5 separate regions of the Homo sapiens genome follow, and regions 2, 3, 4 and 5 are each linked to region 1. Evidence: read pairs that join two places in POLR2A ChIA-PET (ENCODE). Cell type or tissue: MCF 10A. All regions are shown on one strand. Each heading gives the region's core, and the rest is flanking DNA. Links, peaks and the distances in the headings are about the cores only. Region 1 overlaps ENAH (ENAH actin regulator). Region 2 holds the start of LOC124904527 (a long non-coding RNA gene). Region 3 overlaps LOC102723834 (a long non-coding RNA gene). Region 4 overlaps LINC02765 (long intergenic non-protein coding RNA 2765). Region 5 holds the start of LOC107985352 (a long non-coding RNA gene).

Region 1 (5,960 bases), core at 1,344-5,343:
GAAGTTCAAACCTGTGGAGTTTAATTCTGTTCCTTAAATGAGTGAATGACATTTCACTACTTTTTTCATCTCTTAGAATCTCAGTTCCCTTGCATTAATTTAAAAGGAAGGAATTCGCCTAAATTCATATGTTTCCCTTAGGAGCTTGATGGTTATTGGCTGTGCCCCTTCAGAGTGTAACCTTCATGCCCTCCTCCCTGATTCAGCTGGGCAAACTCTGCTTTGTCTGTGCTGTATATTGGTGTGCAACAAATAATATGTTCCCCCTGCTCCATCTGGCCACCTTAGATGCCATTCCTCAAATCTGTCTCTCGTGTCTGGCTTTGTAGCATTGGCTAGTGAAAGTTCTCAAGGAGAACACATGAGGAAAGGAGCTGTGGGGAGGGTTGAAGGGAAGATGGTTGAAGACAGGAGAAGAAAGTCTAAGCTGAAATGAAAGGGAGAGAAGACCGATGAAAGAGAAAGTGGGGAGTGGCAGAAAGAATATTAGAAGTGTTCGTGTAAAACACTAAATGTATATAGCAACAGGGGACTGGTAGATGTGATATTAATATATATCTGTATATTTAGGAAGATTCAGAGCCTGTAACTTCTAAGGCCTCTTCAACAAGTACACCTGGTAAGTTCAAGATAAATATTTTAACCTTTATAAACTTTCTCTAAATATTAATACTCCCCAGTTAAAAATTCCCCCTTTCCCCATATTTGGACCAAGTGACTGGACACTAAAATGCCAGAGTTCTTTGTTCCCACCTGAAAGCATTCACTTTTTTCCTCCTGGAAGCTGCTGTTACTTTCTTGAGGTTACTTACTAAAACAAGGAAAATATTAATGTACTATTAGATGACAAGAGTATTTTTCATAATTGTTTTTCTAGAGGTAAAAATAAAGTGAGCATGTTAGTTAGTACTACAGTCTGCTTCAGAACATTCTCAAATTGAGAAGGATGTCCTAGCCATTCATTTGGGTGATATTGATAATTAAGGGAATAAAGTTTCTGATTTGTAAACTTAAAAAGTCTCCTTAAAATTTTGGGGAAGTGTTCTTGAATTCAGTGAAATTTCTGACATTGAGAATTCTTGAGCATCTGATAAATCACCTAGAATATTAACAAAAGTATATTTCACTAGAAGTACTTGATGAGTACTGTATCCAAGATGAGAATACGAACTCATTACATATTCACATGTTATTTCTTCATATTTGATTAAAGACTAAGGGCTGGACTATCTATTGAACTCCTTATCTATTCTGGAATGAAATGACATAAATAAACTTGATGAGTTAATATCTAGAGTGGTCCATAAGAAACCATTATAGAGAAATGCTTATATTCCTACAGTTTTGATTTAAAGACAACCAGCTGCATCTACAGTTCCCTTTTTAATTTTCATTTTTTTAATTTTTTTGAGATGGGGTCTTGCTCTGTTGCCCAGGCTGGAGTGCAGTGGTGCAGTCTTGGCTCACCGCAACCCCCACCTCCTGGGCTCAAGTGATCCTCCCACCTTAGCCCCCCAGCCCCCTAAGTAGCTGGGGCCACAGGCACATGGCACCACTCCTGGCTAATTGTTTGGATTTTTGGTAGAGACAGGGTTTCACCATGTTGCCCAGGCTGGTCTCAAACTCCTGAGCTCAAGTGATCCACCTGTCTCAGTCTTCCAAAGTGCTAGGATTACAGGCGTGAGCCACAGTGCACCACCTAGAATTCCTTTTTTTTTTTTTTTTTTTTTAAGTACCTCTGAAGTTTTTGTTTTTGTGATTGTAATCCATCTTTTCACCACTCCCCCCATTCCTCATTCTTATTATTAAATGGTGACTCTTCAGTAGGTTGATTGCTATACCATAATTAACATCATGGCTTTGTTTTCCCTCTGAATAGGACTCAGTTTGTTATTTTCATTAAAAATTCACTGGTTTGTGACCCACTTATTTTAGCTTTATCCTTCTTTCTGTAAGCCAAAATTAATTGTATGTACTCTCATTAGTACCGCATAGATGTTGTAAATCCGAACCATATTTTGGGCTCACAGAACCTTTAGAATATGATGAGAGCTATAGATCCTCTTTCCAGGGAGGAAAATTGTATTTTTATTCAGATTTGTTCATAATTTCAGAATATTCATGAATTTCTTGAAGGTTATCCATGGACTCCAAGTTAAAAATTCCTTATCTAATATATAATCCCTTATATAAAATATGAAAAACTAAGGCACAGGTTTTGTGTGTGTGTCATATATATAAAATCAAAAAGGGCAGGGCCTGTTTTCTCACTTGTTTCATTCCGTTTTTAAACTGACATTGTGTCAGGCACCTGAAGTGAAAGGTACAGGTCCTAAGCCCAAAAAAACTCATGGTACAGCTGGGAAGATGAGACACACAGGTGTGAAGTTAACCTTTTTACAACCACTTGTTGAATACTAAGTAGTGTGTCACAGAGGGAGGAAATGACACATACGAGTCACCTGAGTCAACTTTGTAGGGAAAAGTGACATCTTAGTATTCCTTGAAGAGTATTTAGTTTGGCTGAAAGTGAGGGGAAGGTGTGATATTTCAGGATGTAAGTATAGCATGAGCAAGGTATGGAGTTGGAGATGAGCAAGAAGAGATTAGGAAATAGGAAATAGACTAGAACGGGGAATTCTTTTTGAGGAATATTGTAGGGAAAAGGTTGAAAATATGAGTTAGAAACAAAAATGTTGAGAGCCTTTTATAAAATTATCAAGAGTTTAGACTTTATCCTGCAAGTACTGAGTTCAGTGGACATTTAATCCACTGAAACTGTTTGAGGCACATTAAAATGGCACTTGTGATTTTCCCATTGAAACTAGGGAGGATTAAGATAGGCAGACCAATTAGGAAGCTCTATACGCATGCCAGTAAAGATCCTCTGAAGGGAACCCAGCCTTGCCCCTCCTGAAACACACCCGAGCTCCTTAGAGAGAAGAGGCCCTTGCTTCTCAGCTTCCACAGGGCCAGCTGAACCAGATGAGCCCTTTTAAGACTAAAAGATAGTTCTGGTTTGGCTGATTGAGAAAGGACCTCAGCCAGCTGTTAAAAGGTAGCACTTGCTACATCTTAACCACTTTGGAATTACTCCCTCATCCTTCCACCCGCCGCCTCTTTAGTGACAGTGTCCGATGACCGTTCCCTTCCCTGTCCCGGTGTCCCTCAGTTTCATTCAGGACTTCCCTTTTTTCACCTGCTTGGGCTGGTGTCACTTGGATATGTTTCTGATTCGGCCTGTCCCAAACCCCATCCGATTATTTGATCTTCCTGGTCAAGTGTGGAACTTGACACCACTGTGGCGGTCATTGAGAGGCTGTGTTAGCTGTTAGAATACAAAAGAAGGAATATAAAAAAGAAGGAATTTAGTTGATGAGGAGTAAAGCAAGATCAATAATGACTTTAAGGTTTCACATCTAATGCCTTCATGCAACAAGAAATCCAGAACCAAAAGCAGGGCTTCATGGAAGAGTGTGAGTTTATTTTTGCGTTAAGTGTACTTTGAAGAGACGGTAAGCTACCTGAGAATGTGCAAAAGCCAGCTGAGGAGCTGCATTGGAACTCAGAGCAGTTTTAGTTAAAACTATACAATGAGATCACAATTCATGAATAGACTTCATTCTCCTGTGGCCCAAATTCTTTCCTCCATGAGAAGATTCCACTTCTGATTTTACCCAGTCATGTAGTGAGGCCAGTGACAGCATCAGTGAGTCAGCCCAGATTAGAAAAACAATTCAAGCACAATAGACAGCCAACTAGTGAGTCACTGACTACATAGTGTCTTTTGTAATAAGAGCTTAGAGCGAGCTTGTTTATATTTAACTGGAATAATCGGCTAAGGCCCAAGAATTAATTGTTTAAGAATCAAGGAAGTACAATAGAATTTCAGGATTCTGATATTTATTTTGAGTTGTTCCTATTTTTTTCCCCAAGAGGGACTATTTGGATTTAGATTAAATGTTGAAATACATGAACATATTATAAGTTATACTTACTGTTTTTATCATTGGCACTAAAAAATAATTTAAAACAGTGTCGGTAATACTATTCCATTTTAATTAATTGAACTATCCTAATTTTAAAATTATCCTACTTTATTCTTACTGTCCTTTCTTTGTTAGAGAAACTCCTTACTATCCTAAGGTTATAGAATCATAATATTTTAGACTTAACAATGTAAGTTTTCCTTGGAAACTTACTGTACTAGCTTATAATTTCTTCTCATTTTAAGGTCTGGCATTGTGCAAATTAGAGTCCTTACAGATTTCAATTAAAGTTTAGAATTTAAATTTTTATTTATATTACTACTATGTAAACAGGTATAATGAGATTTAGTATTTTGTTATTTGTTTTATAATAACTCTGGAAGCATTTATTTATTTAATAGCTTTTGTTTTTTATTTTTAAAGAACCAACAAGAAAACCTTGGGAAAGAACAAATACAATGAATGGCAGCAAGTCACCTGTTATCTCCAGGTATCAATTTTTTTCTCTAAGTTTTATATTTTATTTGTATAAAAAAAAATTAATGCATTCTTAGTGTAGAAAAAAATTGAATGGTAAGAAATTATACAGAGGAGCCCATAAAACTCTCGTGATCCTCCTAGTATTGGACAACCACCAAGCCTCATTATATATTACTCATCTACATTACTAGTGATTGATAAATTCTACCCTACATTTATTAACCAGATGATCTGAGATTTTAAGATAGCTTTCTTTTTCCCAATTTGTATTTTGAAAAATTCAAAACTACAGAAAAATTAAAAGGATAGTACAGTGAATATGCGTATACCCATTTCCTAGGTTTAACAGTTGTCAACATTTTGCCCCACTTGTCTTAAATATCTACCTATCCACACTTTTTTCCCCTCTGATTAGTTTGAAAGCAATTCACAAATAAGAACTGTTTCACCCTAAATACTTCAGTGTTTTTTGGAAGAACCAGGACATCTGCTATGTAACCACAATACCATTATTACTCTCAAGAAATTTAACATTAAGCAATAATATTATCTACTATAGTATATAGTCACATTTCCCCATTAGTTCCAATGACATAGATTTTATGTATATATATTTATGTATATATATAATTTTTGGAGCCTTTTTTAAACCTGAATATCAGCTGGAGAGAAAAGAGAGCAAAATAAAACATACATCTTTGAATTTGTAAAGTAGAAACATGTATTTCCCTATCTCATTTGAAACTTGTAAGTGTAATCAAGTTAGAAAAGATAGTATCCAGAAACAAGGCTAGTTAATACTTGTTTCTACAAGTACATGTGGGCATATTTAGGCAAATTTGTTCTTCCTTTAGCTAGGCATACTTTATTTTCATGACTAAATTTATATCACAGCTCCTGAACATAGATGAAACCTTTTCTTGGTTTATGAGACAGTTTAAAGGACTTGTATTTTTCCCAGAAAAAAAAAAAGTATGTATTTAGAAACTAAAAGGTATTTTGTCTTTTCTTTCTGAGCTATTTGCCTTATTTTTGTCTCGTAAAAAGCAACTTGACTCTAATTATAGAAACCTAATAAAGATAAGTACAGGGATAGACTTTATATTATCACAGACCTGTTCTGTGTTAGTCTAAGTCTGAATTTGGATTTGGCTTCCTATGTGGTTCTTTCTGCTAGTAGGAAAGAAGATTTGGTAGTGACACAATTGTTTAAGCTCCACAAAGAAACTAGGCCTTTTGGAATGTATAAAAGCTTTTAGTTTCTAAGTGATTGAAAGATGATCATATTTTACTTTAGAAGAAAGGGGGAATTGCTTTTGGTGGACATGTGTTTTCAGTAGAGTAGAAAAATTGCACATTTATGTTTCTCAGACTCCTAACTGAGATGGCCTTCTAACACATCTCTACTAGTTACGGATTTTCTTCAGTAGCACATTATGAAGTGCTGATTTATTAAGCCCATAACAAGGAGCTGGCTAGGCGTGGTGGCTC
Region 2 (5,960 bases), core at 696-4,695, 260 kb before region 1:
GGGACTGGCCTAGGAGCTTAGTGTGGCACCTGGGGCTGCAAGAGCCAGCATGCTGATAACCACAGCTTTCTCGCAGTAAGTAAAGGGAGAAAAGGGTTTGAGAACTATCAGAGCTCAGCGCCCTGAGCTGGGAACTGTGGGAGGACAGATGGAGAAGATAAGCCCAGAGAGGGGGGGTGAAATCATAACCAATTAGGTGTCTGTCCTGGATCCTTCTCGACTCAGACCTGAGAGCCACTGTTCCCAGCTCCCCTGGCTTATCACTCCATTATCACTTTCTCTACCCAATTTCTCTGCTTTGCTCTTATTCTCTTCTCACCTCATCCAGCTTTCCAGCCACTGTGAGAGAGAAAAATTGTAAAACATGTAAAGCTTTTGTTTGTAGTGCACAGATGAGGTGCACTGCATCTCTTGTTTGACCAGTTGCAAGGCTGGTGTGTCTGGTTGCTCAATCTCCAGCTATTTTGCTGCCTCTTACGATTGGTGCCCTGTCGTCAGGACGCAGGGCCCGGGAGGGCAGGCACTGGCCTTTGTGACCATAATACCTCTGACAGGACCATGCAGATAGTCCTGCTCAGTGGGTATTTACTGATGACCAAGATGACAACACATGGGGAAGATACCCACCCAAGTTTTAAGAAAATATTCTTTAATTGCTGACGGATAGAATTTCTGTATCCCCAGAGATGATGTCTCAGGGCATACGTGTTGAGATCTGTGGAACTGTCTGTGCGTAGGGGTGAGGGCTGGCTTGGCTTCTGGGCCTCCTCCTGGGTATGGGTCACCAACAGCCTCATGGGCACTACCTTTCTCCTCACATTCCAGTTTGAAACCACCCAGGCCCCTGGAAGCCCCTTTCTCTGCACAAGGCTGGGATCGTGTTTGTGCATGAACTGTTGGGTATTCTATACCCGCTCTGCGCCTCATCACACAATACCTCCCTGTTCTCAAAGCACCAGCCCAAAGTCACTCCAGCTTCTCAAGTTTCATAACTGCCCAGCAAACTGCACCTGGCCCTTCTTCCCCTGGGGCTGCAAGGTTGGAGGCCGAGTGGATGGCCGCCTGGTTTTCCCCACTCCCTGCTCAGACAAGTCCAGGCCCCCCAGGTGACTGGGGTTTTGGAGACTCATTCTTGTGCAAGTCAGAGAATGCTTCTGCGACTCAGGACATCTTTCAGGAGGAAGCTACCTCTTGTTCCGTGCAGGAAGAGGCTAATCAGGTCTCAGGCTCACCTGTGGGCAGAAGTAGGCAAGCTACTTTGGAGTGCAAGGAAGTAGGGATCAGCAGTGGCATGGTGCCCTGAGAGACCCCCAGCCCCGACCTAGAGAATTCCTGACATACCTCCCAGCTACGCTCAGCTGTGAGGCACACACTGAGCTCTAGGCCAGCCCTGACCTTGGAGCTTCCACCACAAGCACAAACAAGGCCTTTAAAAAGCTTCCTAACTTCCTGGGGCGGGGGTGGTTGGGGCCAGTGTGTTGATTGCCGTTGTGTCATTTTCTGGTGTGGTTCCAGGTGGCTGGCGCCACTGCTTCTCCTCCATCCAGATGCTGAGGCCAAGGGGGCTCAAGGGGGCAAGTTGCTTTGAAGCTCCCGGCGCTGACCTCTTGTGCCCCGTCTTGGTGTTGGGAAGCCTCACAGCTGTTCTGGGCCCGCAGAGCCTTCTCCTCGTTGACTTGGGGCTTTTTGGATCAGGATGTTGGTGAAGCAGAGTTTTGGCAAGAGCCTTGGCAGCTGCTGCCAGTAAAGAGGCTGAAGGAAGATAATTAGACCTGGTAATTGGTTGCTTTTTAGCGACTGTGGCTGGGAGAAGACACTGAAAAGCTGTCCTCCAGGACCAAGGCTAAACTGTCCCCATGCTAGGGGGAAATGCTGGACCCCAGCTAGTCCTGCATGTCTCGTCACATCTTACCTGACACATCTATCTGGCTGTGAAATGATTCTTGAATCCCATCCCACCCCCACAAAGCAGTGTGGGTTTACCTCGCCTGTGTTCATGCTCTGTTACACCCAAGCCTGGAACCAGGCATCTGAAAACTTTGAAACCAGAGGTAACCTTTAGATGGAGTTACTTAACTCTAGCTGCTCCAGAAAGATTCTGTGGGGCTTACTGTGAAGGACTTCATTAAAGGCTTTTGTTTTTGGACAGAGCTGACTCATCATTTCCCCAAGATAAGTTTGCTTCTGGGCAGTTTCCAGGCTCCCATCTCTCCAGTTGGCCATTTTGCCAGACCAGATGGCTCATATTAGATCTCAATTTACAACTTGCCACCCCTTGTGGGCATGTGTTCTGGATTCGTCCCAGCCTGAGCAGCTGATTCACTCGGATGTTCTGGGAAGCCCTTACCGTTTGATTCCACTTCACCGTAGATGCCGTCCATGGGTCTGATTTCCAGTTTCTGTGTGAATCCTGCTGACCTAAACCCTGACACAGAAGTGTAGCCCTGGGAGCCTAAAGATGGACCTCGGGCGGGGTCCCCAGCAGCTCTGCATTGGGTCCTTGAGAGGGGCACTGCCTTAGGGAGGGCTGATCACTCAAAGTCTATGAAAGGATGGACTAGATTGGAATCAAGAATCTGCTTTTGTGGCTATGTAATATCTTAGAGAAAAGCAGAAGAAAGAATGGAGGACCAGTTTGAGTTCTGCGATTTTAGGTTTAAACAGGTGGCCTTTCTGCTGGCGTCCCCTCCTGACCAGTTATCCATGCATTTGTTCAGATGCATGAATAGATGGTTATTGAGCATATACTCTGTGCCAAATGTAATGCCTAGGGCTCAGGAATAAGGATCAAAGGACAGTTCTTGCCTTCAAGGGACTTACTGACTGATGTCTGAGATAGGCAGGTGCTCACAACAAAGTGAAAGTTGGTATAGTGCAGTGATCAAGAATGCAGACTCCGGAACCAGACTGGCTGGATTCATATTCCTGCTCTGCCGCTTACGAGCAGTGTACCTTTGGGCATATTTCCTAACTGCTACATGCACCAGTTTCGTCATCTAGAGAATGGGAATAATATTGATACCTACCTCAGTAGACTTCAATTACTTAGAACTGTGCCTGGGAATAGTGAGGATGGTATACACTGGGGAAATTTTTAAAGCTATAGGCCAGGCACAGTGGCTCATGCCTATAATCCCAGCACTTTAGGAGGCTGAAGCAGGAGGACTGCTTGAGCCCAGGAGTTTGAGACCAGCCTGGGCAACATAGCAAGACCCCATCTTTACAAAAAATAAAAATTAACCTGACATGGTGGCATTTGCCTGTAGTCCTAGCTATTTGGGAGGTTGAGGTGGGAGGATCGTTTAAGCCCAGGAAATAGAGGCTGCAATGAGCTGTGATTGTACCACTGGACTCCAACATGGTCAATAGCGAGAACTGTCTCAATAAAGTAAAATTGCCTTGGCGTGGTGGATCACACCTGTAATCTTAACACTTTGAGAGGCTAATGTGGGAGGATTGCTTGAGCCCAGGAGTTCGAGACCAGCCTGGGCAACATAACGAGACCCTGTCTCTACAAAAAATAAAATAATAAGCTGGGCGCAGTGGCTCATGCCTATAATCCCAGCACTTTGGGAGGCTGAGGTGGGCGGACCACGAGGTCAGGAGATCAAGACCATCCTGGCTAACACGGTGAAACCCCATCTCTACTAAAAATACAAAAAATTAGCCGGGCGTGGTGGCGGGCGTCTGTAGTCCCAGCTACTAGGGAGACTGAGGCAGGAGAATGGCGTGAACCCGGGAGGCGGAGCCTGCAGTGAGCCGAGATTGCGCCACTGCACTCCAGCCTGGGCAACAGAGCATGACTCCATCTCAAAAATAATAATAAAATAAAATAATTAGCCAGGCATGGTGGCACACACCTGTGGTCTCAGTTCTTCGGGAGGTTGAGGTGGGAGAATTGCTTGAGCCTGGCAGGTAGAGGCTGCAGTGAGCCAGGATCATGCTGTGTACTGGTCTCACAGAGTGAGACCCTGTCTCTAAAATAAAATAAAACAAAACAAAGCTACAGCTCCACAGGGAGCAAAGGACTTAAGAGGAAGGAAGGGGTCGTATAGAAATCCCAGGAATCTGGGATTCTGGCATTTATAACCAGGAAAGCTGAATTTGAGTTTAGAGTCCACTACAATATATTTATTTGATTTTGAATAATTACAACCTTGATTTGCTCCTTGGTAAGGTAGAAATAGTAATATCTTCCTTTCCAACCTCATTGGGAAAAAAGAGAGAAACCAAAATTTGTATCTATTATGTACCATATGGTTTTATTCTGAGAATTGAGAGAAATAACATATTTTAAGTGTATGTAAATTTTTTTTTTTTTGAGATGGAGTCTCACTCTGTTGCCCAGGCTGGAGTGCAGTGGCGTGATCTTGGCTCACTGCGAGCTCCACCTCCCGGGTTCACACCATTCTCCTGCCTCAGCCTCCTGAGTAGCTGGGACTGTAAGCACCTGCCACCACGCCCGGCTAATTTTTTCGTATTTTTAGTAGAGATGGGGTTTCACCGTGTTAGCTGGTATGGTCTCGATCTCCTGACCTAGTGATCCACCCGCCTCAGCCTCCTAAAATGCTGGGACTACAGGCGTGAGCCACCGTGCCCGGCCAAGTGTATGTAAATTTTAAAAATGCATTGTAAACTGTAAAGTGAACCACAGGATAATCATGATTTTCTCCCTGTTCCTCCTGTCCCCCAGGTTGAGCATGTGGATAACTGAGAGATGATGAAAAAGGCAGGCACTCTGGGCTGACTTTCATTATAAATAGTAGGTACAGCTGTGGTACTGTTTTGCCTCCATGCGATTCTCCATGTTTTCCATGTTATTTAGTTCCTGATTACTAAAGCTTTGAGGTACCAGAGGAGGCTGGTGATTTCCTTTAGAAAGAGGAACTGGGAGCAGCAAGAATCATAGTGAGATGTGCTGAGCTTTTCAGAGGAAAAGTTCATGGATGATGCATCTGACGTGATGAGCACAAACATTTCCCAGCGCAGACCCAGGTCCTTCCAGGTCTGAAGGAGCTGAGTTCCCAGCTCCTGTGAGCCTCACTGTGTCTCAGGGCTTCTGAAAGGCAGGTCCTGCATATAGTGCAAGCTTATAAATGGAAGTGAGTGAGGGGGATGGCAGGTGTGATGGGGATGCCAGCCTTGCTGTTTTCTCACAATCACAAGGAGCTTTCACTTGTCTGGGAGACTTCTTGGCAAGGTTGCAGAGCTCACCACCAAGATTAAAGGCCGGCTGGCCAGGCAATGGTAGAGGGGAGGAGGAAGTCTGCAACAGGACGAGCAGGCAGCATTTGGGCCTGTTTGGGAGACTGGCCAACAATAACGGGATTACCATCCGCTGCCCTGATATCTGCCAGGAAATTGTGAGATGAAATTTCAAGGACCCTACCACAGAGTCAGAGAGTGTGTGGGATGACTTGGCTAAAAGCAAGAATCCTTGGGGAAAAAGGTCCAGTTTCCTGGTGTTCCATTTGTCTGTTTGCAGAACGGAAGCTCTGCCAATTCCCTGGCTCTCTTCTCAGCCTCTCCCAGGCCTCTGACAACCCTAGACTCTAAGGTTGAGAAGGGAACTACCTCGGAGACTTTTATCCAACTCTCAATAAATGGAGGAAAACAGCCATGACCCTGCTTGACGACTTAACCAATCTGAGCCTCAATATTCTCAGCTCATCTTACAAGGCTCTTATGAGGAGCAGTTGAAACAATGCATGTGGAAATTCTTTGTAAAGTGCTTTAAATGGGGCCGGGGGCAGTGGCTCACGCCTGTAATCCCAGCTTTGGGAGGCCGAGGCAGGCAGATCACCTGAGGTCAGCAGTTTGAAACCAGTCTGGCCAATATGGTTAAACCCCATCTCTATTAAAACTGCAAAAATTAGCTGGCCTGTGGTGGCACAAGCCTGTAATCCCAGCTACTCAGGAGGCTGAGGCAGGAGAATCGCTTGAACCTGGGAGGTGGAGAT
Region 3 (5,960 bases), core at 737-4,736, 190 kb before region 1:
TGGGATTACAGGGGCGAGCCACCACGCTTGGCCAATTTGATTTTATTTTTAAAAATTTCTGGGGGCTGGGCGTGGTGGTTCATGCCTGTAATCCCAGCACTTTGAGAGGCTGAGGTGGGTAAATCACCTGAGGTCAGGAGTCCAAGACCAGCCTGGCCAACATGGTGAAACCCCGTCTCTATTAAAAATACAAAAAATTAGCTGGGCATGGTGGCGGGTGTCTGTAATCCCAGCTACTCGGGAGGCTGAAGCAGGAGAATTGCTTGAACCCGGGAGGCGGTGGCTGCAGTGAGCTGAGATTGTGCTATTGCACTCCAGCCTGGGCGACAAGGGCAAAACTCCATCTTAAAAAAAAAAAAAAAATCTGGCTAGGCACAATGGCTTACACTTGTAAATCCAGCATTTTGGGAGGCTGAGGTGGGAGAATCCTTTGAGCCCAGGAGTTCAAGACCAGCCTGGGCAACATGAGACCCCCATCTCTTAAAAAAAAAAAAAAAGAATTAGCTGGATGTGGTGGCTCACACCTATAGTCCCAGCTGCTATTCAGAAGGATGAGGCAAGAGGATCACTTGAGCCCAGGAGTTCAAGATTGCAGTGAGCTTTGATCGTGCCACTGCACCCCAGCCTGGGTGACAGAGCAGGACCCTGTCTCAAAAAAGAAAAAATCTCCTAATCATTGCATACAATTTGATAATTGTTATAAGAGTTTCTAAATCCTCTCAATTTCTGACTTATCTTGTTGTAGATGAATAGTGAAGAGTTTGCAGGCCAACACCAGTTCGAGGACAGTATTTTGATGGGCACCAATATGTGGTATCAACAAAGCAGCTTCATACTTTTAAAATTTCATTTCATTCATTCAATACACATTTTTTTAAGTGCTTACTACATAGCAGGCACCCAACTAGGTGCTACAAATCAAGTAGGAAAAAAGAACAACGGGGCCTTCATAAAGTTAACATTCTAGCAGGGAAAGCAGAATTGAAACAATTTACTGAGAATTAATTATTTTTTATAATTAATTATAAAAATAAATACCACTGGGCATGGTGGCTCATGCCTGTAATCCCAGCACTTTGCGAGGCCAAAGCAGGTGGATCACCTGACGTCAGGAGTTCAAGACCAGCCTGGCCAACATGGTGAAACTCCATCTCTACTAAAAATACAAAAAAATTAGCCTGGCATGGTGGCGGGCACCTGTAATCCCAGCTACTCGGGAGGCTGAGGCAGAGAATTGCTTGAACCCGGGAGGCGGAGGTTGCAGTGAGCTGAGATCGTGCCACTGCACTCCAGCCTGGGCAACAAAAGTGAAATTCTGTCTCAAAAATAAAATAAAATAAATAAAAATTAAAAATTAATGCTAAAGAGACGATCAGAATACTCAGCGCTCCTATTGGGGTGCCCAAAGCCAGGCTGATGGGTAAAGGAATGCTTCTCTAAGGAACCCTTCATCTTAGAGCTGAAGAATAAGCAGGGGCTGCAAGGCCCCAAATGGGGAAAGAGGGTTCTAGGGAAAAGGAGGGACAGAGAGAGAGCCCTGGAGCAGACAGACACACAGGAGGCTGCTAAAATAGTGTCCTGTAGGTCTCTAGAGCCCATGCCAAGGATGGTGCATTTTATCTCAAGAGCTATGGAAATCTCCTGAAGGATTTTAAGCCAGGGGTGGGCAAAATGGTCAGATTTACCTTTTAAAAATCATACTTTTACTTTCCCAATAATTTAAACACAGCAGATTTTCATAATAATTGTAACACGGAACTAACAATTCATTACAGAGATTTTCGCATGTGAACAAAAAGTTTGGGGCTGCTAATCTATCGCAAGAGTTATTTTTGATTCCCATGGCTCTACAAACACATGATGTAGACAGTCACTTACATCTCCAAAGAGGTCGCTATGCTCCTTCTGCCTCCTCCTCTCAGTCCCTACCATCCTCTAAGTAGCATCTTAAGAAGAGCGGCTGTGTGAGGTATGTGACCAAACTCCACCCACTCCTCTTTTTTGCACTAACAGAACCACAATTTAGTTCAAGCCAGCAATATTCCCAAGAAAAACTCATTTTTAAACCTATTAAAAGTGACCATGTGACACAGTTCTGGCCAATGGGAAGACAGCAGAAATCTGCTGAGGATTCAGGGAAACCTTTTGCTTTCCAGATGAAAGGAAGCCATCTGGCTAGTACAGTCCTGTCCCCTTCTTCCTACCTTAAAAATCAGTCGTGAGTCCCAGAGGTGCTGCAGCCATCTTGCCATCATGAGGCAACAAGCACAAAGATGACAATCCAACATGGTAAGGTTGGTGGGACAGAAAGAAACTGAGTCCTTGAGAACTCGGCCTCTGTCCACTTCTGTTCTTCTTGTTACATGAGAAAAATAAACCCCTATAGGCTGAAGCTGCTGTAAGTCTGGTTTTCTGATGCTTCAAGTTGAAAGTAAGTGAGCTTCCCAATTGGAAATGGATGGTCCACAAAATCAGATCAACTTGCATAGCACAGTATTCTCCCCCCTGCGGCTGTTCCCATCTTTGAACGTTTAGATATTTCAAAGGAAAAAGCCTTTTCTATTATTTCTGACATGGCTTCGCCCTTCTCACCAGGAGCTGTAACGGGATAAGTAGGCTCTGTCACGGGTCCTTTGTTTCCTAAAAGGGGAAGGCCGGAGACGAGGTTTCATGGAAAATGCTGATATACTACACCACATCAGAATGTGCTGTTCTCATTTATTTTTTAATACAAACCCATCTTTGCATGTGGGCACTGGCAAAGAGTTGATGGTTATGAAATGTTGGGCGACAGTGGTAATATGGGAGGTGACACACAGCAAAGGAATCTCGTCTTCAAATTACACAGAACACAAAACCATTGTGGTTCATGACATAGCTCCCACATTCTTTCCGTATTTATCCAACGGGGCTCCAGTGAATTGGATGGTGTCTTCTGTTTGTTTAGTGAGTGTGTAAAACTCCTGGACAGGGTTGTGTGAAGCAATGTGTAAAAGCCACAGTCGCCAGCCTGTTACCGCTACCTTATGTCCATTTTCCTCTGTGCCACGAGCTCTGCGGAGAACCAATGAGAACAGTTGGTACAAAACTCAGGGAAGAAGTTCAGGAAGTAGTTGTCAGAAATGATGCACGCTACAGTTACTATATTCAGTGCCAAAGCAATTCATTTATCTTTACAGACACACACAAGCAGAAAGGGTGAATTCAAAGGTAGTCCTCTGGGCAGAGAAAACATTGCAATTCTAGACACACACTGTCAAGAAGCCCATATGTCTGCAATGTAAAGGGCTTTTTTAAGATTATAAGCTGTCTTTCAAACACAGCAGCTTCTTCTAAAAATAATTCCATTTGATCAGACAAAGTGGGAAGAATGCTACTGGTTGGTATCTCAGGGGCAAAGATAGAATCAAAACAGAGTATAATCTCTCATGCCTACAAAAGGGCCCCAGGAAGGACTATTCATCAAAGAGGAGATGTTTTAAAGGAACACATACACTATGAGAGTGGCCAAAGGAAAATATAAAATGCTGAAATATATGCAAAATGAAGCCTCTGTGGTTTATAATGAGGCTGAAATCTCACTGATGGGGTCTGGCTTAACTCTGAATTAAGAGAATGAAGCTGAAATCCCCATGACCTTGAGGCAGCAGCTGAAGACTTCAATGTATGTACATTTTCGGTCACTCAACTTTTGTAACATCTGGAGCATGATTAATGCTGTGAGGGGTTTAAGAACTTTTATTGGCACTAATAGTCATTGGTTGCCACTAAAAAATGGTCCTGCTGCCAGCAAAACAAATGGTTAGGCATTTAAAGCCCCTATCAGGGTGGAAAAGGGCATTTTGCCAATTTTAGTTTCCTCTTGGAAACCGTGTGGTCAATTTTCCAAACTATGTTTGAACTTCAAAAGTCCATACTTGCTGCACTGGGTTAGATGGGCTTCCTGGTATTTCAAAGAAGTTTACAAAATCTTTGGAAAGTCTAAAAGTTTTAAGATCACAATTTGGAGAAAAAAGAAATATTATCAATAAATGTGCAGAAAAATACCTTAGGAGAATTTAAAATATTAACAGCAGTTACATGTGGAGTAGTAGAATTACTACTTCTTTACACATTTTGCATTTTCCAAAATTTCTATTATAAGCATACATTATTTTTATAATCAAAAGACTTTATAAAGTACTTTTAAGAAGAAAAAAATTGTTTCAAGACTTCCTTCAAAAACCAGGCAGCTTTCTATAAAGAAAAAGGTGTTAGGCCAGACACAGTGGCTCACACCTGTAATCCCAGAATTTTGAGAGGCTGAGGCAGGCGGATCCCTTGAGGTCAGTAGTTCAAGACCAGCCTGGCCAACATGGTGATACCTCGTCTCTACTAAAAATACAAAAATTAGCTGGGCCTGGTGGCACACACCTATAATCCCAGCTACTTGGGAGGCTGAGGCAAGAGAGTCGCTTGAACCCAAGAGGCAAACATTGCAGTGAACCAAACTCATGCCACTGCACTCCAGCCTGGGTGGCAGAGTGAGACACCATCGAAAAAAAAAAAAAAAAAGGAAAAAAAAGAGAAAAGAAAAGAAAAAGGTGAGTTGGATTCCACCTTTGGCACTCACTAGTATGTAACCTTGGTATTAGAGATAAGCATTATATGATTAAATTAAATAGATATAAAGTGCCTGCAGGGGTGCAAGACATATTGTAAATGCTTAATAAATGTGAGTTAGCATCATTATTTCACCTCAAATGAAGTTCAACATTCAAAACAGTATTCAAAGGGCCCCAGGTATAGAATTCTATTCTGATGAGAAATTTATCTGAAAATTTTTTTTGTTTTTTTTTGAGATGGAGTCTCGCTTTTTCACCCAGGCTGGAGTGCAGTGGTGTGATCTTGGCTCACTGCCAGCTCTGCCTCCTGGGTTCAAGCAATTCTGTGCCTCAGCTGGGATTACAGGCGCCCACCACCACACCTGGCTAATTTTTTTGTATTTTTAGTAGGATGGGGTTTCACCATCTTGGCCAGGCTGGTCTTGAACTCCTGACCTCATGATCCACCCACCTCGGCCTCCCAGAGTGATGGGATTACAGGCAGATTTTTTTTTTTTGAGACGGAGTCTCACTCTGTCACCCAGTCTGGAGTGCAATGGCACGATCTCGGCTCACTGCAAGTTCCGCCTCCCGAGTTCATGCCATTCTCCTGCCTCAGCCTCCCGAGCAGCTGGGACTACAGGCACCCGCCACCACGCCCGGCTAATTTTTTGTATTTTTTAGTAGAGACGGGGTTTCACAGTGTTAGCCAGGATGGTCTTGATCTCCTGACCTCGTGATCCGCCCACCTCGGCCTCCCAAAGTGCTGAGATTACACAGGCATGAGCCACCAAGCCCAGCCAACCTGGATTTTTAAAAGGAAGGAAAACTGTCCTGAAAATAGGATTACAGAATAGTCCTTTCATATTGCCAAAGTGTGGGAATTCTCCCTTTCTCTCCAACTCCATGGTAAGGAGGAAGGGATCACGATGAGAAATTTACACAAATTGATTGGATGCCACTGTTAGGGATCAGAATCTGGCTTCCTTACACCTCCCATTGGCTTCCAGACAGATTAAAAATGTGAGACTCTCATGACCACTTGTCAGGGATCCCCATGCCTGGGTCGGGTGCAGTGACGTGGGTCACAGCAGCTGCCATTCCCACAGCTGTTGGCCATCAGCCCTGGCAGGGGCTATTTCAGGTTTTACTGAGTATTTCTTGCCCCACTAGTAAAGCTTTGAGAAATGCTTTGAACTATCCAAAGACCAAAAGGCCCTCCCAGCCTCCATTCTTAAGAGAACAGTCTTCTGCTAACTTAGCCTCAGTGACGGTAGGGTTTCTCTCCTGCTGGGCAGAGACTGTCCCCCGCTAGGCCATAGCTTTCAGGGAACAGAACCATAAACCTCCTTTCTCCAAGTCAAAACTTTTTGGAAA
Region 4 (5,960 bases), core at 600-4,599, 55 kb after region 1:
TCAGATTGAGGGTGGGTCTGCCTTTCCCAGCCCACTGACTCAAATGTTAATCTCCTTTGGCAGCACCCTCACAGACACACCCAGGATCAATACTTTGCATCCTTTAATCCAATCAAGTTGACACTCAATATTAACCATCACAGAAGTGTATAATTTTACTTCTTATATTTAAGTCTTTGATCCATTTTAAGTTAATTTTTGTGTATGAGGTGAGGCAGTGTTCTAACTTCATTCTTTTATGCGTGGATGTCTAAGTTGTCCCAGCCCCATTTATTGAAAATTGTCTTGGCATCCTTGTCAAGAATTAATTGGCTGTAAATGTGAGAATGTGCTTCTGAACTCTCAATTCCATTCCATTTATCTATATATCTCTATTCTTTTTTTTTTTTTTTTGAGACGGAGTCTTGCTGTTGCCCAGGTTGGAGTGCAGTGGCGCGATCTCGGCTCACTGCAGGCTCCGCCCCCCGGGGTTCACGCCATTCTCCTGCCTCAGCCTCCGGAGTAGCTGGGACTACAGGCACCCGCTACTTCGCCTGGCTAATTTTTTGTATTTTTAGTAGAGACCGGGTTTCATCGTGTTAGCCACGATGGTCGCGATCTGCTGACCTCGTGATCCACCCGCCTCGGCCTCCCAAAGTGCTGGGATTACAGGCGTGAGCCACCACGCCCGGCCTATATCTCTATTCTAATGCTAGGATCACACAGTCTTGATTACTGCAGCTTTGCAGTAAGGTTTGAAATCAGAAAGTGTGAGTCCTCCAACTTCGTTCTTTTTCAGGATTGTTCTGGCTATCCTGCGTCCCTTGAACATCTACATGAATGGGCAATTCCTTTTAAGATGCTTTATTTATTTTTTTTTTTTTTGGATAGAGTCTTGCTCTGTCACCTAGGCTGGAGTGCACTGGTGTGACCATGGCTCACTGCAGCCTCAACCTTCCAGGCTCAAGTGATCCTCCCACCTCAGCCTTCTGAGTAGCTAGGACTATAGATGTACTAATTTTTATTTTTCTATTTTTTCGTACATATGAGGTCTCACTATGTTACCTAGGCTGGTCTTGAACTCCTGGGCTTAAGCCATTCTCCCATCTCAGCCTCCCAAATTGCTGGGATTACAGGTGTGAGCCACTGCTCCTGACCCTTTTAACATACTTTAACTCCTCCTCCCTTTCCCTGTCATCATCCATCTACAAATGGATTGATTAGCTTTAATGGGGAAACACACGTCTCCCCTTTCTTGTGTTTTAGAACAACACTCAAAATTAACAATCGTTCTGAGTGATTCTTTTGTTTAAAGAGCTCTTCTGATTCACTGTGGACTCTGGGGGCAATTGTCACCCTGGTTCTGGTTTTCTGAGACTAGACATAAGGGGTGGGTGGCGTGGGAGAGGTGACAGGAGCAGCCAGCCTGTGTTGAACAACAGTTCTGGCGTTTCTCTGACTTCTCTATCACCCTGGTCGAATGGGTGGCTGAGTCACCAGTGTGTGAATCACAAGTGGAGAAATGTCAGGCAGTTGACAGACTGGTCTTTGAAGGCAGTGGAGCCTGAACGCAAGTGCCTTTCTGAATCTCTGCGGGCATTTATTAAATGCAGATTCCTGGAGCTCATGATTCAGGCATCCTGAGCTCCTAAGAGATGCTAAGTCCTCTCTCTGTAGAGTTTTCACTCTAGTGGAGAAAAGGCCAGTAATAAACAAGCAAACATCAGATACCAATGTTAATTGCAGAAAACAACGATAATGTCCAGAGAGTACCAGGAGGTCTACTTCAGATCAGGTGCCGAGGGAAGATCTCTTAGGAGATGACATTTCAGCTCAGATCTGAATGACCAGAGTGAGCCTCCACTGAGAAGGCTTTTGTGGCTATGAGAGTGCCCTGCCCAGCCAACCTCAGGATGGCTGCTAAGGGTATCTGTGCTAAGCTGACTTGAGCCACATTCTCTTCCAGGAATGACCATCTTTATGTTTTAGCTGTGTTCTTGTCACATTCTCTCCCGTTTGTGGATATTTTTGTGATGCAACCTTGTTTGCTTATTACTCACTAGTGGAGAGAGGTGAGGAGTTGTTCACTTTTTGTTTGATCTCTGTTTTCTCCCACGAGGACACACATTCCCGGAGGGCAGGGGTGCTCTGTCTTGTTGCATCTGTGTTCTCATACCCAGCACAGGTTCTCAGTAAATATATGTTGAATCAACTAATGATGCAGCATCAACTGCTACCAAATTTAGCTACTGATCCTGGCACCTGTTATAACAAATAAACACGACTGTGTGTGATGGAGCATTGCCAACTTCTGATGGGTGTTCTGTTTAATCCAAATGTTAGACTGTGAGGCACATTTTCAAGAGTGCAGGTTTTAGTAACTGCTCTTCCTGTAGAGTGCTGTGTTCTTTTGTGCATAATATGTAATAGTTAGTGAGCATTAACATTTGTTGTGAGATTTGCTACATGTCAGAAGCCATGCCCAGTGCTTAATGCATTATTCCTATTTACCTCTAACAAGTCATATTCATGAAGGTGCTATCATTATTCTCATTTTATGGATGAAGACACTGTGGCAGCTAGAAGCACTCACTTGCCCAAAGTTGCACTGCTGCCAGATGAGAATCTGGGATTCTCAATCCAGGAAATATGTCTCTGATATGGTTTGGCTGTGTCCCCACCCAAATCTCACCTTGAATTGTAATAATCCCCTCCTGTCAAGGGCAGGGCCAGGTGGAGATAATTGAATCATAGGGGCAATTTCCCCCATACTGTTCTCATGGTAGTGAACAAGGCTCATGAGATCTGATGGTTTTATAAATGGGAGTTCCCCTACACAAGATCTCTCTTGCCTGCCACCATGTAAGACGTGACTTTGCTCCTCATTCACCTTCCGCCATGATTGTGAGGCCTCCCCAGCCATGTGGAACTGTGAGTCAATTAAACCTCTTTCCTTTATAAATTATCCAGTCTCAGGTATGTCTTTGTTAGCAGCATGAGAACAGATTAATACAGTCTCCAAAACTGATGCTCTTGATCATGATGCTATGCCCCTTCCTCCAAATGAATATCTAGAAGTGTCCAGCCCAGTGGATTATTCTGCAGATAAGATGCACCCAAACACATATTTTCCTAAGCACCTGAAATGAGTTTTTTTCATTTTTATTGTGGTAAATATACACAAAATTTATTACTTTAACAATTTTTAAGTGTACAGTTCAGCGGCATTAAGTACATTCACACTGTTGTGTAACCATCACCACCATCCCTCTCCAGAATGTTTTCTTTTTCTCTTTCTTTTTTTTTTTTTTGAGATGGAGTCTTATTCTGTCACCCAGGCTGGAGTGAGTGGCGTGATCTCCACTCACTACAAGCTCCACCTCCTGGGTTCAAGCGATTCTCCTGCCTCAGCCTCCCGAGTAGCTGGGACTACAGGCGCCCGCCGCCATGCCCGGCTATTTTTTTGTATTTTTAGTAGAGATGGGGTTTCACTGTGTTAGCCAGGATGGTCTCCATCTTCTGACCTCATGATCTGCCCGCCTCGGCCTCCCAAAGTGCTGGGATTACAGGCGTGAGCCACCGCGTCCAGCTCCAGAACGTTTTCATCTTCACAAACAGAAACTCTGTATCTGTTAAATAGTAACGCCCCATTCCCTTCCCCCAAGCCCTGGTAACTCCCATTTTACTTTCTGTCTTGATGATTTTGACCAGTCTAGGAACCTCGTTTAAGTGGAATTCTACAGTATTTGTCTTTTGTGTCTGGTTTCTTTTACTTAATTATGCTCTCAAAGTTTGTGCATGTTGTGGCAGGTGGGGGCATGGTCTTCCTTTAATGGCTGAGTGATATTCCATTGTATGTAAATACAACGTTTTGTTCATCCATTCACCCACTGAGGGACACATGGGTGGCTTCCCCCTTTTGGCTATTGTGAATAATTCTGCTATGAACATGGGTGTAAGAAGCATGTTCTATGTATTAATTAAGGAAATCAAGGCCTCACCCAGAATGTGTCCTGGGGCTGGAAGGGCAGTTGGGGTCCTGAGGGTGACCTGTCTGCCCGTGGCCCCCGAGCTGGTCGGGAGAAGGCGCCATAATTTTCATGTCCTGTGCCCTCCTCACCCACCACAGCCCTTAGCCATATCTACACCACTGCCTTTCCCACCAGACGGTGAGGCCCCAGGACAGAGACTGGGGTTTTTTGTTGCTGCTTCACCGCCCCCGCTGCTGGCCCCTGCAAGCGCCAATTCTTGTGGTGCACGAGTTCCCCAGGAGAGGGGCCTCTGCACTACTGCCGAACGGAGCCCAGCACAGGTAAATAGTGCCAAGATTTGGGGAGAGCACCCTGAAGCGGGGTGGGCGCGGGCGTGGGCAGCGGGCAGATACTTGCAGCCCGCTTGGCACTGGGAAGCACCCACTCCCAGGCTGCTTTAGGGGGCGCTGCTGCTCTTGGACCCCAGAATGGCTGGACCGAGTGTCCCTAACCCAGCTGGGTGCCACTCTCAGAAGGCGCTATGGCGCTGACACGCAGGAATCCAGGCAGGCTCCCGCGCTGCCCCCGTAGCCTGACCCTGTTTCCTTTCCCAGTGTCTTTTTTTGTCTTCTTTCCAAACCATCTCTGACAAGTGGGGACAAAGTGAAGGGCAGTCTGAAGTTTTCTGAAGGCCTGGTTCTTAGAAACTTTTATTTTTTTAATTTAAATAAAGATTCCAGGAGATACTGTTCTGTCCTAACAAAGGAGTCTCGCAAGGTGTGTCTCTAAAAGGCCACCACGTCAATGACTCAGCCCTCCATAGCAGGGAGCTGAACCACAGGGGCCTGCAGATGGCTACCATTGCCCACAGGGAGATGCTTCTTTACCCACATTAGCTGTTCAGAGGGTATCTTACCAAACCACAACTGCCTCTGTCCGTGTGAAGGAAGGACAGCAAGCTGCCCAGGGCCACTCTGTGGCATAGCCTATGGAGTCAACTCAGCTCTCAGCCAATCCATGAGCACTTAGCGAGCACCTGCTAGGCCCCACAAGCATTGCTCTAGGACTGGGAATGCAGCTGCGAACAAAACAGACACAAACCCCTGTCCCGCAGGAGCTATTCTTCTAGCCCAGACAGACTGATGGGTGTACAAGGAGTGACATATGTGTGTGGTGGAAAGTGCTCTGCAGGGAAGGAAAGGGACTGGGTCAGGTAATGGGTTGCAGTTTTCAGCAGAGTGGTGAGGAAAGGCCTCACTGCAAAGGCAAGACCTGAAGAAGAGAGGGAGAGAGCCTCAGGAGTGTTGGGGAAGTGTTCCAGTCATGAGGGCAGCATGTGCAAAGGCCCTGAGGTGGAATCCAACAGCACGGAGGCCACTGTGGCTAGAGCTGAGTGAGCAGAAGGAAGAGGGTCAGAGGAGGAGGCCAGTGAAGGGGAGGAGGATTCTGAAGGGCTGTGTGCACCTTGGTAAAAGATGGTGATATGGTTTGGCTGTGTCCTCGAGCTGCTGCGGCCTGACAATGAAACCAAGCTTCCAGCAGAAGTGGAGGCAAGGGCTAGGAGACTGTGGCTCCAGTGATATCATATGAGTCCCTTGGTCAAGTTGAGCCGGAAGCACCAGATCTGTCCCTAGACTTTTTGGTTATGTGCCAGGAAAACAATTTCCTTTTTTCCCTTTTCTCTTTGCAGTTTACTTATTGTTATATACATTGCAGTTCAGAGAGTGCCCCTGCTCACAACTGTGTAAGCAGAGTGAGGGTTTACACGGGCCACTGTGACCTTCCCCTTGACAGGAAGCCCCAGGGCTGCGACAGCAGGACGATGAGCTGGCAGAGCTTCGCACAGGCTGCCTGGAAACTGGCACAGCTGCATTCATCAGAAGAAACAGTTGCAGCCGGGTGTGGTGGCTCACGCCTGTAATCCCAACCCTTTGGGAGGCCGAGGCCGGCAGATCACTTGAAGTCAGGAGTTCAAGACCAGCCTGGCCAACATGGTGAAACCCCATCTTT
Region 5 (5,960 bases), core at 840-4,839, 230 kb before region 1:
GAAGGACAAGCGAAGCAACAAAAGGTTGGCCCTCTGAGTCAGCTCCCTCTCAGCAGACTTCTTGAAATTTTTATGTATAATATTCCCTTATATCTAAGTGGCCAGGAACACTTGGAAATGTAGATTTTAGCTGGGTACTTTGCTCCATATAAACTTGGAGTTTTATAATTAAGAGGGAAACAGATATTATGCAATAAGCTGCAGTCTCTCCCCCAGTCCCCAAGCAAACCTGTCAGGAAGGACCCTCCCTTATTTTGGTAAAAAATCAGTTGATCTGTCTATAGGCAGCTCCGCTTTGCTCTACATCTCAGTTTTCACTGATACAAGGACTAGTCATCAGTACTTTTTTCTCTATATAAAGAACTACAATGGCTGGGCGCAGTGGCTCACGCCTGTAATCCCAGCACTTTGGGAGGCCAAGGCGGGCGGATCGCTTGAGGTCAGGAGTTCGAGACCAGCTTGGCCAACATGCTGAAACCCCATCTCTACTAAATATACAAAAATTAGCCAGGCGTGGTGGCGCATGACTGTAGTCACAGCTACTCGGGAGGCTGAGGCAGGAGAATCGCTTGAATTCAGGAGGCAGAGGTTGCAGTGAGCCGAGATTGCACCACTGCACTCCAGCCTGGGTGAGAGAGAGAGATGCTGTCTCAAAAAAAAAAAAAAAAAAGAAAAAGAAAAAGAAAAAAAGAACTACAAGAGAAGGGTCCTCTCCCTTGCTCTGTTTCTTGCACTTACCACTCGCACTCATTACTAGATGGGGCCACATGAAGAGTTCAATGCAGAACTGCAGAAAGGCTCTTCAGCATGTGGGCGTCTCTCACAAGGCCGGATGATTGAGCTGAAATGAGTTGACAATCATGTTGATGTAAGGCAGTGCATTAGGGGCCCTGCTGTAGCAGTGACAGCCTGGATGCTCTGCATTTCAGATGGGCAGGAAATGCTCTGAGAACACACAGGCCTGGGCACTGGTCTACAGGACCAGGTGAAGGAGGAAGGACCCCATTCCCTTCACCCTCATCCTCCAAGGCAGGTAGTACCCAATAGCCATGCCTACAGCATATTCCCCATAGGTGTGGGCAGAAGACCCCACTCCCTTGAACTCTCTAGTTAGTGCTTTCTCAAACTGCAGTTTGATTTTCTCTTAAATGGGAAGTGTCTGAATGTAGGGCAACTGTGGGAAAGGAAGCATGGGAGAGTAATGATGAGCTTGGGTTGGAATCCTGGCCTTGCCCGTTGTTTTCTGTGTTACCTTGCTAACTCGTTTCACTCCCTCCAAGTGCCTATTTCGTGAGGTAAAATAAGAATGGTAATGACACCCCCCTCGCCGAGCTGCTCAGAGGATTAAACAAGATAATGTAGGTGAATGCATTTAGCACAGTGCCTGGGGTACAATAGGTACTCGATAAAAGAGAAAATAAAATGGAGATAGATGGCAAAAGCCACTGTGAAGACTCAACCCCTAAACAAATCTTCCTCTGAAATCAGAGAAATTTGCAACACTGGCATCTTGGCTGGAATCCCAGGATAAGATGGGCACTTACAGCAGTAAAGCCAGCCACACCCTGGACACCAGGCCCCAGAGGGCAGGGGCTACTCCCCATCCGAGGGCTGCCGAGCTCAGGAAACTGATTCATATTTTGTCCTGGGGACACTGCACTTGGAAAAACATTATTGATTCCATGGTTCAGGTTGCAAAGGGAGGAAGAAAGATGGAATTTCATCACATAAAGCACTTATGCCTACTGTACTTTCTCTTTAGAGAGGCACTTGACAATCATTTTCATTAGTGTCTCTTCTTAAAACAACCTCAGAGATAGCTTATCCCCATTTTATAAAGGCAGAACATAGGAGAAATAACTGGCTGAAGAGCATGTGGCAAGGTGGCAAAAGTCAGAGTTCATGATCTCCAAATTTCTGGCATATTGCTTAACTAACCAAGCTTCGGCAATCCGCTCCACAAATGCCTGGCGAGGGCCTCTCAGTCATATACTTATTGCTCAGATCAGTCACTCATGATCACCAGAAAAAGGCAAACATGTAAATCTAGGCTACATGATTCGTTTTTCTTAGCAGCTTAGGACAGGAGATGAAAAGTGACTTTTCTAACCGTATCACAAGTGGTTCTGTGTCCAGCAAGTCCTGGAACAGAGATGTTGGAACTATTCCAGGATATACGTTACACCATAGAGCTCTGGATGCCTAGAAGCAATGAAGATGGGGTGGGGGCAGTGAAATAGCCAGCTCCTACGCTAAGTGCAGCCCTCCCCACCAGGGCTGTAGCCGGGCTGCCCCCTCACCTGAGGAACTCATGCCTTTGATCACGGCAGCATTACAACCTGTCCCTGATACCAAAAGGAGAAACACTCTTGGCCTGTGCCCTCTTGGATGGATCATTTTTCAGAGAACAGGACGTTTAGTGAGTTTGTCTCAAACTGCACAGAGAACATGGTGAACCTGCTAGGGCTGATTGCTGAGGGAAATTAAGAAGACAGGGATAATGGCTTTTCCTCTGTTGCTAAAGCCAGCATGTACCTGAAATGAGCCCCAAAGCTCAGGCCTGACTTCATGCCTTTCTTGTCCTGGGAAGAGGGTTTATCAGATTCTAAAGACTGCATTTCAGTTATCTTTGTTTCCAATACTGAAGCAGCTCCCTCTGCTCACCGAGGCAGAGCACTTTCTATCTCTTTTTCAGAAAAATCCCAAGGAACAATTGTTTTGGATTACTTAGTGGACTCAGCATGGAAACTGCTTGTGTGGCCCAGCTAGGTAGGGGCGTTCAGACAAGGAGACCTGACCTGGAGCCTCTGGGATGATTCCAAGGTATTGCATGCATGCGTCTGCTGTGTGTTCATTAACTGCTGGGGAAAAAACTCTGGGTAGTCACAGCCATCTACTGTCAGTTTTCAAGACAGGCTTCAGCAGGCAAGCAGCTTGGTGGGAGGCGTCCTTAGTCAGCTGGGAAAGTAAGGCTGACGCGCTGTCCGACCTCAGCGAGGCATGTGTCATACTCTTTCCATTCTCTGGCACTCTCTGGCTCTTCCTAAGGCCTTTTCTCAACCAGGCACATTATGTGATGTAGACAGCAAGCAGGATTGGAGGCTGGCAGTCCCCAGAGCGGAGCTGGCAGTGGCCACTTAGACTCCCTCATATCACATCGTTGGCTTCCAAGCCCAGATGTAGGTGCCTGCCCCTCCCATTGGGACCTTGCCAAATCTTTTGTAACATTTTAAAACAGCCATTGAAGTGCCAGATGATAAAATTTCCCTTGGAGATTGAGAAATTCTGATTGGGATGATGGCAGCATTCTGGAATTTATGTGAGATTTGCTTCCCAGGGGCCAGAAGCGAGGAGGTCAAGACTCCAGGTCCCCATCCCAGCTTAACCAAAGAACCACTACTTTTTTTCTTTTCTTTTCTTTCTTTCTTTTTTTTTCTCAGACAGTCTTGCTCTGTCAACCATGCTGGAGTGCAGTGGTGCAATCTTGGCTTCTGCAACCTTCACCTTCCAGGTTCAAGCGATTCTTTTGCCTCAGCTTCCGGAGTGGCTAGGATTACAGGTGTGTGCCACAATGCCCGGCTGATTTTTGTAATTTTAGTAGAGATGGGGTTTTACCATGTTGGCAAGGCTGGTCTTGAACTCCTGGCCTCAAGTGAACTGCCCACCTTGGCCTCCTAAAGTGCTGGAACTATAGGTGTGAGCCACTGCACCCAGCCCCCTACTTTTTTTTTTTTTAGATGGGGTCTTGCTCTGTTGCTCAGGCTGAAGTGCAGTGGCATGATCATAGCTCACTGCAGCCTCAAACTCCTGGGCTTAAGAGATCCTCCAGGGCCAGGCGTGGTGGCTCATGCCTGTAATCCAAGCACTTTGGGAGGCTGAGGCGGGCGGATCACGAGGTCAGGAGATCGAGACCATCCTGGCTAACACGGTGAAACCCCATCTCTACTAAAATACAAAAAAATTAGCTGGGTGTGGTGGCAGGTGCCTGTAGTCCCAGCTACTCTGGAGGCTGAGGCAGGAGAATGGCATGAACCTGGGAGATGGAGCTTGCAGTGAGCCGAGACTGCGCCACTGCACTCCAGCCTGGGCGACAGAGCGAGACTCTGTCTCAAAAAAAAATAAAATAAAATAAAAAGAGATCCTCCTAATGGCCGGGTGCAGTGGCTTACACCTGTAATCCCAGCACTTTGGGAGGCCAAGGTGGGCAGATCACTTGAAGTCAGGAGTTCGAGACCAGCCTGGCCAACATAGTGAAACCCCGTCTCTACTAAAAATAGAAAAATTAGCTGGGTGTGGTAGTGCATGTCTGTAATCCCAGCTACTCGAAAGGCGAGGCAGGAGAATTGCTTGAACCTGGGAGGCGGAGGTTGCAGTGAGCCGAGATCGCGTCATTGCACTCCAGTCTGGGCAAAAGAGTGAGACTCCATCTCAAAAAACAAGAGATCCTCCTGGCTCAGCCTCCTGAGTAGCTGGGACTACAGGTGTGTGCACCACAACACCCAGCTAATTTTTGTATTTTTTGTAGAGACAGAGTCTTGCTATATTATCCAGGTTGGTCTTAAACTCCTAGCCTTAAGAAATCCTCCCACCTCCGCCTCCCAAAATGCTAGGATTACAGGCATGGGCTACTACACCTGGCCTTTCTTTTTGGTTTTACATGCTGAAGTTAGGCACAGATTTCAATTGAAAGAGGGTTTTGTTGCTTTAAAAGTGTTTTAAAAGTCCTGCCCTGCATTATCCTTATCACCTCCATTAGTAACTATACAGAATTTTAAAAGAGGAAAAATCAGAGAGGGAAAGGTAAGTTATTTATTGGGTATGAAGAAAAGCCACAGATGTTGTTTGGGCCTCAGCAGGGCATCTGTGCAGGTGTCTGCGCATTAGCAACACCATCTGCTTGGTTGTCTCTCAAAGGAAGAAGAATCCTGGCCTAATGAACTCCTCAAGCTCTCTTCTTTGGGAAATAGGAAGATCACAATTTGAAATCTTAATACGAGGTAATAATTGAATATATAAGCACCCTACATAATCCAGAACTAAAAAATGTGAAATTAAGTCATGAATTGCTTTCAAATATAGCAGGAATCTTCTAGCCTCTCTCTTCCAGTCCTAAAAGGCACCACGAAATGCTGCCTCAGAGCCAAGGCCCCAAATAAATACATGCTAATAAGGCTGATTTTCCCTTTTCACTCTTCTCCTGGGCAGTATGAACCTTTGACTAGAGAGAGGCAGAAAGGAGCATCTCAACCCATTTAGGTGGTGGCCTCTTTCAAAGTGAAATGTGAAGCCAGGGCTCCAAACCGTCATTGTCCTGAGAGTTCCCAGGAAGGCTTTTGCGTGGTGACCTGGATGCCCGTCCAAATGGCCTTGGCTGGTCCCATCCCTCACTCTAGCTCCCTAAGGGTCCTGCTGCTATCAATTGACTGTGAACATTTCCTTTCACTGCCTTTTGCAAACTGCTGGGTGAGTGCCAAGTAGTAGCTTTGCAGGGTTCATTCACCCCAGGGCTGGGAGCTTTTCAGCAGTGTAGGCAGGTTATGTGTTTCAAATCAGCATAGTAGGGCAGAGTGATTTGGAAGCCATTTCATTTTTTCAGTTCATCAAACTCCTACTCACTGGGAATCTCTAAACCAGCGATATGAAACCTTTCTGGAGTTGTGACACCCTGTTGTCACTCATTTTATTTCATCAAACACCCACCCCTCTTAAAAATGCCATGAGGCATGTATTTATTTTTAAGATGAAAGTGAATTAAAATTGGAAAATTACCTAAGAATTTTCTGGCACTCTAGCAAAAAAGGAGATCTACCAGAGGTGTTTGGAAGTCAGGATCTTCATTAAGAATCATCACTCTACACAGGGAAGACACTTGACGGAATTGAGAAGTAGGAAGAATTTGTCCTTGCTCCTCCCCTCTCCCACAATCTAATTCCCTCCCCATCTGCACATCCCTCCCCAGG

The links. Peaks named below come from ENCODE experiments on the same cell type or tissue, not always from the same donor. Only the 100,000 strongest peaks of a DNase experiment are listed, where the experiment ranks them.
Region 2: POLR2A ChIA-PET joins it to region 1 with 12 read pairs; 14 of 35 experiments call an interaction of 5 or more read pairs at or near these places.
Region 3: POLR2A ChIA-PET joins it to region 1 with 15 read pairs; 2 of 35 experiments call an interaction of 5 or more read pairs at or near these places.
Region 4: POLR2A ChIA-PET joins it to region 1 with 13 read pairs; 4 of 35 experiments call an interaction of 5 or more read pairs at or near these places.
Region 5: POLR2A ChIA-PET joins it to region 1 with 32 read pairs; 7 of 35 experiments call an interaction of 5 or more read pairs at or near these places.

What each region holds. Positions count from the first base shown.
Region 1 is chr1:225,506,470-225,512,429 of GRCh38, reverse strand. ENAH (ENAH actin regulator) reads left to right here. Exons shown (of 14, transcript NM_018212.6): 10 at 571-619; 11 at 4,413-4,479. Among named protein-coding and RNA genes, the nearest start is that of LINC02765, 42 kb to the right of the region's middle. RefSeq lists an enhancer at 2,843-4,042. In MCF 10A, for the core only: no CTCF peak of the experiment used is centred there; DNase peaks (open chromatin) are centred at 2,479 and 3,719.
Region 2 is chr1:225,763,406-225,769,365 of GRCh38, reverse strand. LOC124904527 (a long non-coding RNA gene) reads left to right here and starts at 4,618. Exons shown (of 2, transcript XR_007066905.1): 1 at 4,618-4,762; 2 at 5,486-5,960. RefSeq lists enhancers at 101-270, 1,183-2,678 and a silencer at 888-1,059. In MCF 10A, for the core only: no CTCF peak of the experiment used is centred there; DNase peaks (open chromatin) are centred at 1,075, 1,465, 1,725 and 2,215.
Region 3 is chr1:225,697,351-225,703,310 of GRCh38, reverse strand. LOC102723834 (a long non-coding RNA gene) reads right to left here. Exons shown (of 4, transcript XR_426933.4): 2 at 2,205-3,054. Among named protein-coding and RNA genes, the nearest start is that of ENAH, 47 kb to the right of the region's middle. RefSeq lists an enhancer at 2,356-3,555. In MCF 10A, for the core only: no CTCF peak of the experiment used is centred there; a DNase peak (open chromatin) is centred at 2,880.
Region 4 is chr1:225,450,463-225,456,422 of GRCh38, reverse strand. The region is part of intron 2 of LINC02765 (long intergenic non-protein coding RNA 2765); the gene reads left to right. Among named protein-coding and RNA genes, the nearest start is that of LINC02765, 14 kb to the left of the region's middle. RefSeq lists an enhancer at 50-550. In MCF 10A, for the core only: no CTCF peak of the experiment used is centred there; DNase peaks (open chromatin) are centred at 1,472 and 2,162.
Region 5 is chr1:225,732,976-225,738,935 of GRCh38, reverse strand. LOC107985352 (a long non-coding RNA gene) reads right to left here and starts at 927. Exons shown (of 2, transcript XR_001738499.2): 1 at 739-927. In MCF 10A, for the core only: a CTCF peak has its summit at 2,900 (motif pointing left); DNase peaks (open chromatin) are centred at 1,575, 2,045 and 3,085.